Regions from separate parts of the Homo sapiens genome. Here region 2 is linked to region 1. A link is a contact called in ENCODE Hi-C or POLR2A ChIA-PET data. All regions are on one chromosome and are shown on one strand. Each heading gives the region's core, a stretch centred on a gene start or an enhancer-like site at or near the end of the contact. The rest is flanking DNA. Distances are from core to core; before and after follow the strand shown.

Region 1 (4,149 bases), core at 1,238-3,737:
AGACAGTCTCATGCCATTGCCCAGCCTGGAGTGCAGTGGCACAATCTCAGTTCATTGCAACTTGTGCCTCCCGGGTTCAAGTGATTCTTGAGCCTCAGCCTCCCAAGTAGCTGGGATTACAGAAGTGTGCCACCACACCTAGCTAATTTTTTATTTTTTATTTTTGTATTTTTGATAGAGACAGGGTTTCCCCATATTGGCCAGGCTGGCCTCGAACTCGCGACCTCAGGTGATCCACATGCCTCAGCCTCCCAAAGTGCTGGGATTACAGGCGTGAGCCACCGCACCCAGCCTATAGATCCCATCTCTATCTCTCTGTGTATCTTCTATTGGTTCTGTCTCTCGGGAGACACCTGACCAATTCAGGGAGGGCTCCTGTGAGAAGTTTCTTGAGTCAAGACGCAGATGAGCAGGGGGAGCCTGCTTTGGAGATCTAGGGAAGATGGTTCCCAGCAGCAGGAAGAGGAAGTGCAAAGACCCAGGATATCTGTCTGGGGCAGAGTGAGCAAAAGCACGAGGGTCCAACCACAGAGGCCCCAGTGAAGGGCACTTCGTGTCTTAGCCTAAGCTCAGGGGCAAGCTGGCAGCAAACTGTATCTATAAAGGGCCACATAAGTGTTTTTGGCTTTCAGGGCCAAGAGGTAAAATCAAGGATATTACAAAGATACTTATGAAACAAGACAGAAGCCAAGTGCAGTGGCTCACGCCTGTAATTCTAGCATTTTGGGAGGCTGAGGTGGGCAGATCACCTGAGGTCAGGAGTTCGAGACCAGCCTGGCCAACATATAGACAACATATATGTTACAACATATATAATGGCCAACATATAATACAAAAATTAGCTATGCATGGTGGTGGGCGCCTGTAATCCCAGCTACTCAGGAGGCTGAGGCAGGAAAATTGCTTGAATCCGGGAGGCAGAGGTTGCAGTGAGCCAAAATGGCACCACTGCACTCCAGCCTGGGTGACAAAGTGAGACTCTGCCTCAAAAAAAAAAAGAAAGAAAAAGGCTGGGTGCGGTGGCTTATGCCTGTAATCCCAGCACTTTGGGAGGCCAAGGCAGGCGGATCACGAGGTCAGGAGATTGAGACCATCCTGGCTAACACGGTGAAACCCCGTCTCTACTAAAAATACAAAAAATTAGCTGGGTGCGGTGGTGGGCGCCTGTAGTCCCAGCTACTCAGGAGGCTGAGGCAGGAGAATGGCGTGAACCTGGGAGGCGGAGCTTGCAGTGAGCCGAGATCGCACCACTGCACTCCAGCCTGGGCGACAGAGCGAGACTCCGTCTCGAAAAAAAAAAAAATCCACGCTTGAATGCATGCACACTCATACATGGACCTCCCCACACACATGAACACACCCGTGCAAGTGCGCACACACACATACACGCACCAATGCACAGGCACACACACATGCACACACCTGCACACAGCACATATATGCACACCCACTTGCACATGTGATGCATGTTCACACATACACACACGTGCACATGCATGCATGTACATGGACCACATGCACATGCACACAGATGACCATACACATATGCATGCACCTGCCCACATATGCACGCACATTTACATGCCAGCACATGTATGATACACAGGCATGCGCCTGCACATGTGTACATGATACACACTTGCATGCACACAACTGAATACACACATTCACATGCACACACTGCACACATATATGCATGCAGACAAGCACACACACAGAGCACACATCCACTCCTTTATTCCACTCTTGTGTTTTTCACTGCACTTGTCACATCAAAACACAACAGAAGGCCGGGCATGGTGCGGCTCACGTTTGTAATCCCAGCACTTTGGGAGGCTGAGGTGGGTGGATCGCTTGAGGTCAGGAGTTCGAGACCAGCCTGACCGACATGGTGAAAACCCATCTCTACTAAAAATACAAAAAGCAGCCAGGCGTGGTGGCACGCGCCTGTAATCCCCGCTACTTGGGAGGCTGAGGCAGGAGAATTGCTTGAACCCAGGAGGTGGAGGTTGTAGTAAGCTGAGATCGCGCCACTGCACTCCAGCCTGGGCAACAGAGCGAGACTCCATCTCAAAAACAAAACAAATAAACGAACAAAAAAACCCACAACGTATTATTTTCTTGTTTACGAGGTTTCTTGTCTCTCTGGCTCCACCAGAAGAGGAGCAGGGACCCTTCTTGCTGTTGTTCATTGCTGCATCCCCCACACCGAGAGCAGAGCCTGGCATGGGCAGAAAGTCCTCAGTCGATATTTGGTGGCCCCAAGCGAATGAAGCATCCAAGAAGGGAAAGCTGGGGGCTCCCCACTGCACTTGCCACCTGAGTCACATTTTCAGAAGCCTCTGGAAAGTGTGAGAGTCTGTATGAGTGAGAGTGAGACAGGGCCAAGACCGGGGGCGGCGGGTACCGGAAGAAGAGGAGGGTGAGTGGGGGAAGGGGTGGGGCTGAACCCCAGCTCTAAAGGCGGCCCACGGGTGCCTGTCCGCAGCGTGCACAGCCCAGGAGTGTTGAGCAATTTCGGTTTCCTCTGAGGTTGAAGGACCCAGGCGTGTCAGCCCTGCTCCAGACACCTTGGGCATGGAGGAGAGTGTCGTACGGCCCTCAGTGTTTGTGGTGGATGGACAGACCGACATCCCATTCACGAGGCTGGGACGAAGCCACCGGAGACAGTCGTGCAGTGTGGCCCGGGTGGGTCTGGGTCTCTTGCTGTTGCTGATGGGGGCCGGGCTGGCCGTCCAAGGCTGGTTCCTCCTGCAGCTGCACTGGCGTCTAGGAGAGATGGTCACCCGCCTGCCTGTGAGTGGGACCGGGGGGCTGAGAGCAGGTGGAGGTGAGGGGGGCTCCCCTGTGTCATTGTGGGTCACTGTGTGTCTGTGTGTGTGTGTGTGTGTGTGTGTGTGTGTGTGTGTAGGACAGGGCACAGGCTGAGAGCAGCTGGCTTGACTGGTTGCTGCTCCCAGCCTTGGGCAAGTGAATTCACCTCTCTGAACCTCAGTGTCTTCATCTACAAAATAAGGGCAGTCTCTTCATAGGGGACGAAGTATGCTATGGCATGTGTAGTACCAGACGATGCCAGCTCCACCCGTCGGAACTGACACCCCAACACTGCCATGCACACCCCTGTGCACACACGCATGCATTTTCTCTGTACTTTTTTATTTTTGAGACGGAGTTTCACTCTCGTTGCCCAGGCTGGAGTGCAATGGCATGATCTCTGCTCACCGCAACCTCTGCCTCCCGGGTTCAAGTGATTCTCCTGCCTCAGCCTCCCGAGTAGCTGGGATTACAGGCATGCGCCACCACGCCTGGCCAATTTTGTATTTTTAGTAGAGATGGGGCTTCTCTATGTTTGTCAGGCTGGTCTCAAACTCCCGACCTCAGGAGATCCACCCGCCTCAGCCTCCCAAAGTGCTGGGATTACAGGTGTGAGCCACTGCGCCTGGCCTTCTCTGGTACTCTTATTACTGTTACTGCGATTGTCATTAATTCTCTGACCATTTCCATCTGTGGAAATTTCTCGGTCTGCTTCCAGCTGGCTGTGGATGTGTCCGCCTGTCTGTGTGCCTCACCTGGGGGTCTATGTGTGCCCAACACCATACCCCTGTGGGCTTGGCCCCTTTTGTGTCCTGGGTCTGGATCCGGTGGCCACACATTCGTGTCCATATACCCATGTGGACGTATGTGCGTGTACCCACATGTCCACACACCCGCCTAGCTGCAGCCGGTGTATTCACGTTGTCTGTCTTTGTCTCTGGGTCTCTGTGTCTGTAGACGCACATGGATCCATAAACCACAAACCACATGTCCACGCATCTGAGCCCACATGTGTCTTCTCAGCGTCATGATGATGTTGAGGTCTGTGCCCTGTGGCAGGTGCTATATCCCAAGGGTGGTGTCCATGTGTCCAGCCATCTCGCTGTCTGCATTTTTTTTTTTTTGAGACAAGGTTTCTCTCCCATAGCCCAGGCTGTAGTGTAGTGGTGCAGTCTTGGCTCACTACAACCCCACCTCCCAGGTTCAAGTGATTCCCTTGTCTCAGCCTCCTGAGCAGTAGCTGGGATCACAGGCATCCGCCACCGTGCCTGGCTAATTTGTGTATTTTTAGTACAGACGGGGTTTCACCATGTTGGCCAGACTTGTCTCGAACTC
Region 2 (4,137 bases), core at 105-2,604, 120 kb after region 1:
AACAAAAAAAGGTATTGTCTTCTAAGAAAAGGAACGCTTTTACACTGTTGGTGGGAATGTAAATTAGCTCCACTATTGTGGAAAACAGTGTGAGGATTCCTCAAAGACCTAAACACAGAACTACCATTCAGTCCAGCAATCCCACTGCTAGGTGTAAACCCAAAGGAATATAAATCATTCTATTATAAAGACACGTGCATGCATATATTCATTGCAGCATATTCTCAATAGCAAAGACGTGGAACCAACCTAAATGGCCATCAATGGTAGAATGGATAAAGAAAATATGGTACATATACACCACGGAATACTATGCACCATAAAAAAGAACGAGATCATGTCATTTGCAGGAACATGGATGGAGCTAGAGGCCATTATCCCTAGAAAACTAACGCAGGATCAGAAAAACAAATACTGCATGTTCTCACTTATAAGTGGGAGCTAAATGATAAGAACACATGGACACATAGAGGAGAACAACACACACTGGGGCCTATCAGACGGTGGAGGGTTGGGGGAGGAAGAGGATCAGGAAAAATAGCTAATGGATACTAGGCTTAGCACCTGGGTGAAATAACCTGTAAAACAAACCCGCATGACACAGGTTTACCCATATAACAAACCTGCACATGTACCCCTGAACTTAAAGTTAGTTTTTGTTTTTTTTGTTTTGTTTTGTTTTGTTTTTTGAGACGGGGTCTTGCTCTGTCACCCAGGCTGGAGTGCAGTGGCGTGATCTTGGCTCACTGCAACCTCCGCATCCCAGGTTCCAGCGATTCTCCTGCCTCAGCCTCCTGGGTAGCTGGAATTACAGGCACACACCACCACGCCCAGCTAATTTTTGTATTCTTAGTAGAGACAAGGGTTTCACCATGTTGGCCAGGCTGGTCTTGAACTCCTGACCTCAGGTGATCCACCCACCTCCGCCTCCCAAAGTGCTGGGATTACAGGCATGAGCCACCGCGCCCGGCCCCAGGTTAAATTTTTTAAAATTTATATTTATGGAATCATGGAGAACTTCTCATCTAGAGAAGAACGTTTGTGACTCTATGAGGCAGAGATTTATCAAATTGGCAGGTTACGTCATGAAAACCTCCTGGGAGAGCCAGGGCCAGCCACACCCGGCCACAGACTAATTTTTCCACCAGGGAAAGTTTGTCCAGCTTATTGTGAAAATTCGTGTGGTATTGATGGCTGTGGTGGGCTGTCTGGCTGCTGCCATCACATGGCTGCTGCAGGGAGGGCCCAGGGAGGAGGCTGACAGCTCCCCGGCCACGCAGCCCACAGCCCTCTGGAGCCCACGCCCTGCTGGAGCAGCGCGGTCGGGCAGAGAGGGGCCCGGATGTGGAGCTGGGGCCGTGCTTTGGGGGCGGGGGCAGGAAGAGGGAGCAGCGCCCTCTTTGGGGACTAGCCAGCCGCGCAGCCACTGCACCCACCCCGCAGAGGGTTCAGGGTTCCTAGGCATCAGGAGGAGGCTCTGTGCAGGGCTTGCCAGCCGTGTTCTTGGGGTCCACCCCGCATCAGAGCGACCACCAAGCCTGCCACTCCCCGTGGCCAGGCTGGGGCCAGGATCAGCTCCCCACAGGCTGCCCCTGAGTGCCGGGGCAACAGGGGCAGTTCGTGGTGATATTGCCCCTGCCCTGGGCGCCAGCCCAGGCCCGGCAAGGATCAGGAATCCCCGCCCCAGCTTGCAAGGGGGAGCACCTGAAGCTGCATCCTGGGCCTCTGCAGCCGCCCAAGTTGTGGCCGCAGATTCAAGCCTCCCTGTGCTCTTGGGGGGCCAGGGAGGCCCCCCTGCCCTTGCAGGCTCCAAAGCACCTGCTCCCACTGCCTGGTTTCTCCCTGCTCTCAGCGCCTGCTCTGATCTTGGAGCAAAGTCAGGGTCCAACCTGGGGCCATGAACGGCAGCAGGAGGCAGACTGATTCCTGGCAGAAGGGAGCAAGTCCTCGCTAAGACCCCACCTTCAGGCCAGGGAGGGCCTGAAGGCTGAGGGCCACCAGACCTGTGGACCAGAGTGGGGACTTGTGATGCCTTTTCCAGGCCCATGCATGGCTGTTAATGGACCAGTCGGCACACACTGCATCCCCTCTGAGGTCCATAAAAGCCCCAGGCTCAGCCAGAGCAGGGCAGAGAAAAAGAGAGACGTCCAGATGACCAGCTGCAGAGAGAAGCCACTCTCTGTGCTAATAGCTGGAGATGACCTGACGACCAGCTGCAGAAAGGAGCTACACTCTCTGCTGAAAGCTGCAGTGAGGATGGGATGACCTGCTGGGCAGAGAGAAGCCACCCTCTCCAAGGCCTCCTCTCTGCTGAGACCTGCAGCCATCAGGAGGACCAGAGAGGAACTACCCTCTCTGGGGTCTCCTCTCTGCTGAGAGCTGAGCACTCAATGGAATGAACTGTCTACAGAGAGGAGCTGCCCACTTTGGTCTTCTCTGAGCTGTTCTAACACTCAATAAAACTCCTCTTCATCCTGTTCACCCTCCACTTCCCTGTGTAACTCATTCTTCCTGGACACAAGACAAGAACTCTGGCAAAGGTGCCAGGGGACACAGATATTTCCGACCAGAAATGTGACACCCTAAAGATTCTGTAACAGTATTACGTAAGCCTTTTTTTTTTTTTTTCTTTTTGAGAGGGAGTCTTGCTCTGTCGCCTGGGCTGGAGTGCAGTGGCACAATCTTGGCTCACTGCAACCTCCACCTCCCAGATTCAAGTGATTCTCCTGCCTCAGCCTCCCGAATAGCTGGGATTACAGGCACACGCGGCCATGCCCAGCTTTTCGTATTTTAGTAGAGATGGGGTTTCACTGTGTTGCCCAGGCTGGTCTCGAACTCCTCAGCTCAGGCAATCCACCCACCTTGGCCTCCCAAAGTGCTGGGATTACAGGTGTGAGCCACTGCACCTGGCCTATGTAAGCCATTTTTATCTGTTCAGAGACAGTGGTTTTTTTTAAGAAATGAATTACATTTAAAATTAGAATATGGTTAATGTTCAATAATAGGCCTTTTTCTAGAAAGGCAAAGAAAGTTAATAATTTGGATAGATAACAGGTGTGCCAGAGCCACATTTGTTATGCAGAGGTAAATGTTCAGTCTGTCCTCTGTCTTGGTGACTGAGGTTACAGTTAGAGTGGTTTTGAGGCCTCACTACACTTTGAGGAAGGCAGCTTTTAATTTAGTGTTTCCATGTGTTTGTATACCATTGGAACTAATTCACACGTGATTTCTGCCCTGAACTCAGTGCACCCTTGATATTTGAGAGAGAGCTAACTAAAGAACATTCTGAGTATTTCTATTTACAGAGGTTTTTGGTCAAATTAAATGCTTTGGGATTTTTTTTTTTTTTTTTTTTTTTTTTTTTTTTTTGAGACAGGGTCTCACTCTGTTGACCAGGCTGGAGTGCAGTGGCACGATCTTGGCTCACTGCAACCTCTGCCTCCTGGATTCAAGCAATTCTCCTGCCTCAGCCTCTGAGTAGCTGGGATTACAGGTGTGCACCACCAACGCCTGGCTAATTTTTATATTTTTTGTAGAGACAGGGTTTCGCCATGGTGCCCAGGCTGGTCTCAAACTCCTGACCTCAGGTAATCCACCCACCTCAGCCTCCCAAAGTGTTGGGATAACAGGCATGAGCCACTGCACCCAGCCTTGCACAATTATTTTGGTTTTATCAGTGTAATCTCTGCCCTTCAAGATATGTACAGAAAATGTCCATATAAATTTTCACTTAAATGGCATGATATTGAGAAGCTGTAAAGAGGAAAAACATATATAAAGCTTCGTTTCCCCACTAGTTTGTTTTTTGGGTTTTTTTGTTTGGTGTTTGGTTTGTTTGTTTGTTTGTTTGTTTTGAGACAGGGTCTCGCTCTGTCACCCAGGCTGGAGTGCAGTGGCTCAATTTCGGCTCACTCCAGCCTCTGCCTCTCAGGTTCAAGCAATTCTTGTGCCTTAGCTTCCCAAGTAGCTGGGACTACAGGTGCACACCATCATGCCCAGCTAAGTTTTGTACTTTTAGAGAAGAAGTTTCACCATATCGGCCAGGCTGGTCTCCAACTCCTGACCTCAGGTGATCGCCCACCTCGGCCTCCAGAAGTGCTGGGATTACAGGTGTGAGCCACCACACTGGGCCCCCCA

What was found. A loop is a pair of places that touch in the nucleus more often than their neighbours do. ChIA-PET counts read pairs that join two places held with the same protein, here RNA polymerase II (POLR2A). Pooled maps may share reads with other maps.
Region 2: a loop to region 1 is called in a pooled map, with 2.9 times the contacts of the local background. The contact joins the enhancer-like site here to the promoter of TNFSF14 in region 1. A Hi-C loop is called at or near these places in 2 of 50 pooled maps. POLR2A ChIA-PET finds 5 or more read pairs at or near these places in 5 of 52 experiments (BJ, GM10248, GM12878 and 2 more).

Annotation. Positions count from the first base shown.
Region 1 is chr19:6,668,498-6,672,646 of GRCh38, reverse strand. It overlaps TNFSF14 (TNF superfamily member 14), which reads left to right and starts at 2,487. Exons shown (of 4, transcript NM_001376887.1): 1 at 2,487-2,796. The coding sequence starts at 2,578. RefSeq lists a silencer at 1,358-1,457 and enhancers at 2,028-2,257, 2,638-2,727, 3,628-3,817, 3,878-3,967.
Region 2 is chr19:6,549,321-6,553,457 of GRCh38, reverse strand. No RefSeq gene overlaps it. Among named protein-coding and RNA genes, the nearest start is that of TNFSF9, 20 kb to the right of the region's middle. RefSeq lists an enhancer at 1,492-1,561. Within about 2 kb of position 1,354, at least 4 of the 41 ENCODE cell types and tissues checked have a DNase peak (open chromatin) inside an H3K27ac peak, as active enhancers do; they include GM12878, where a contact is called at or near this core.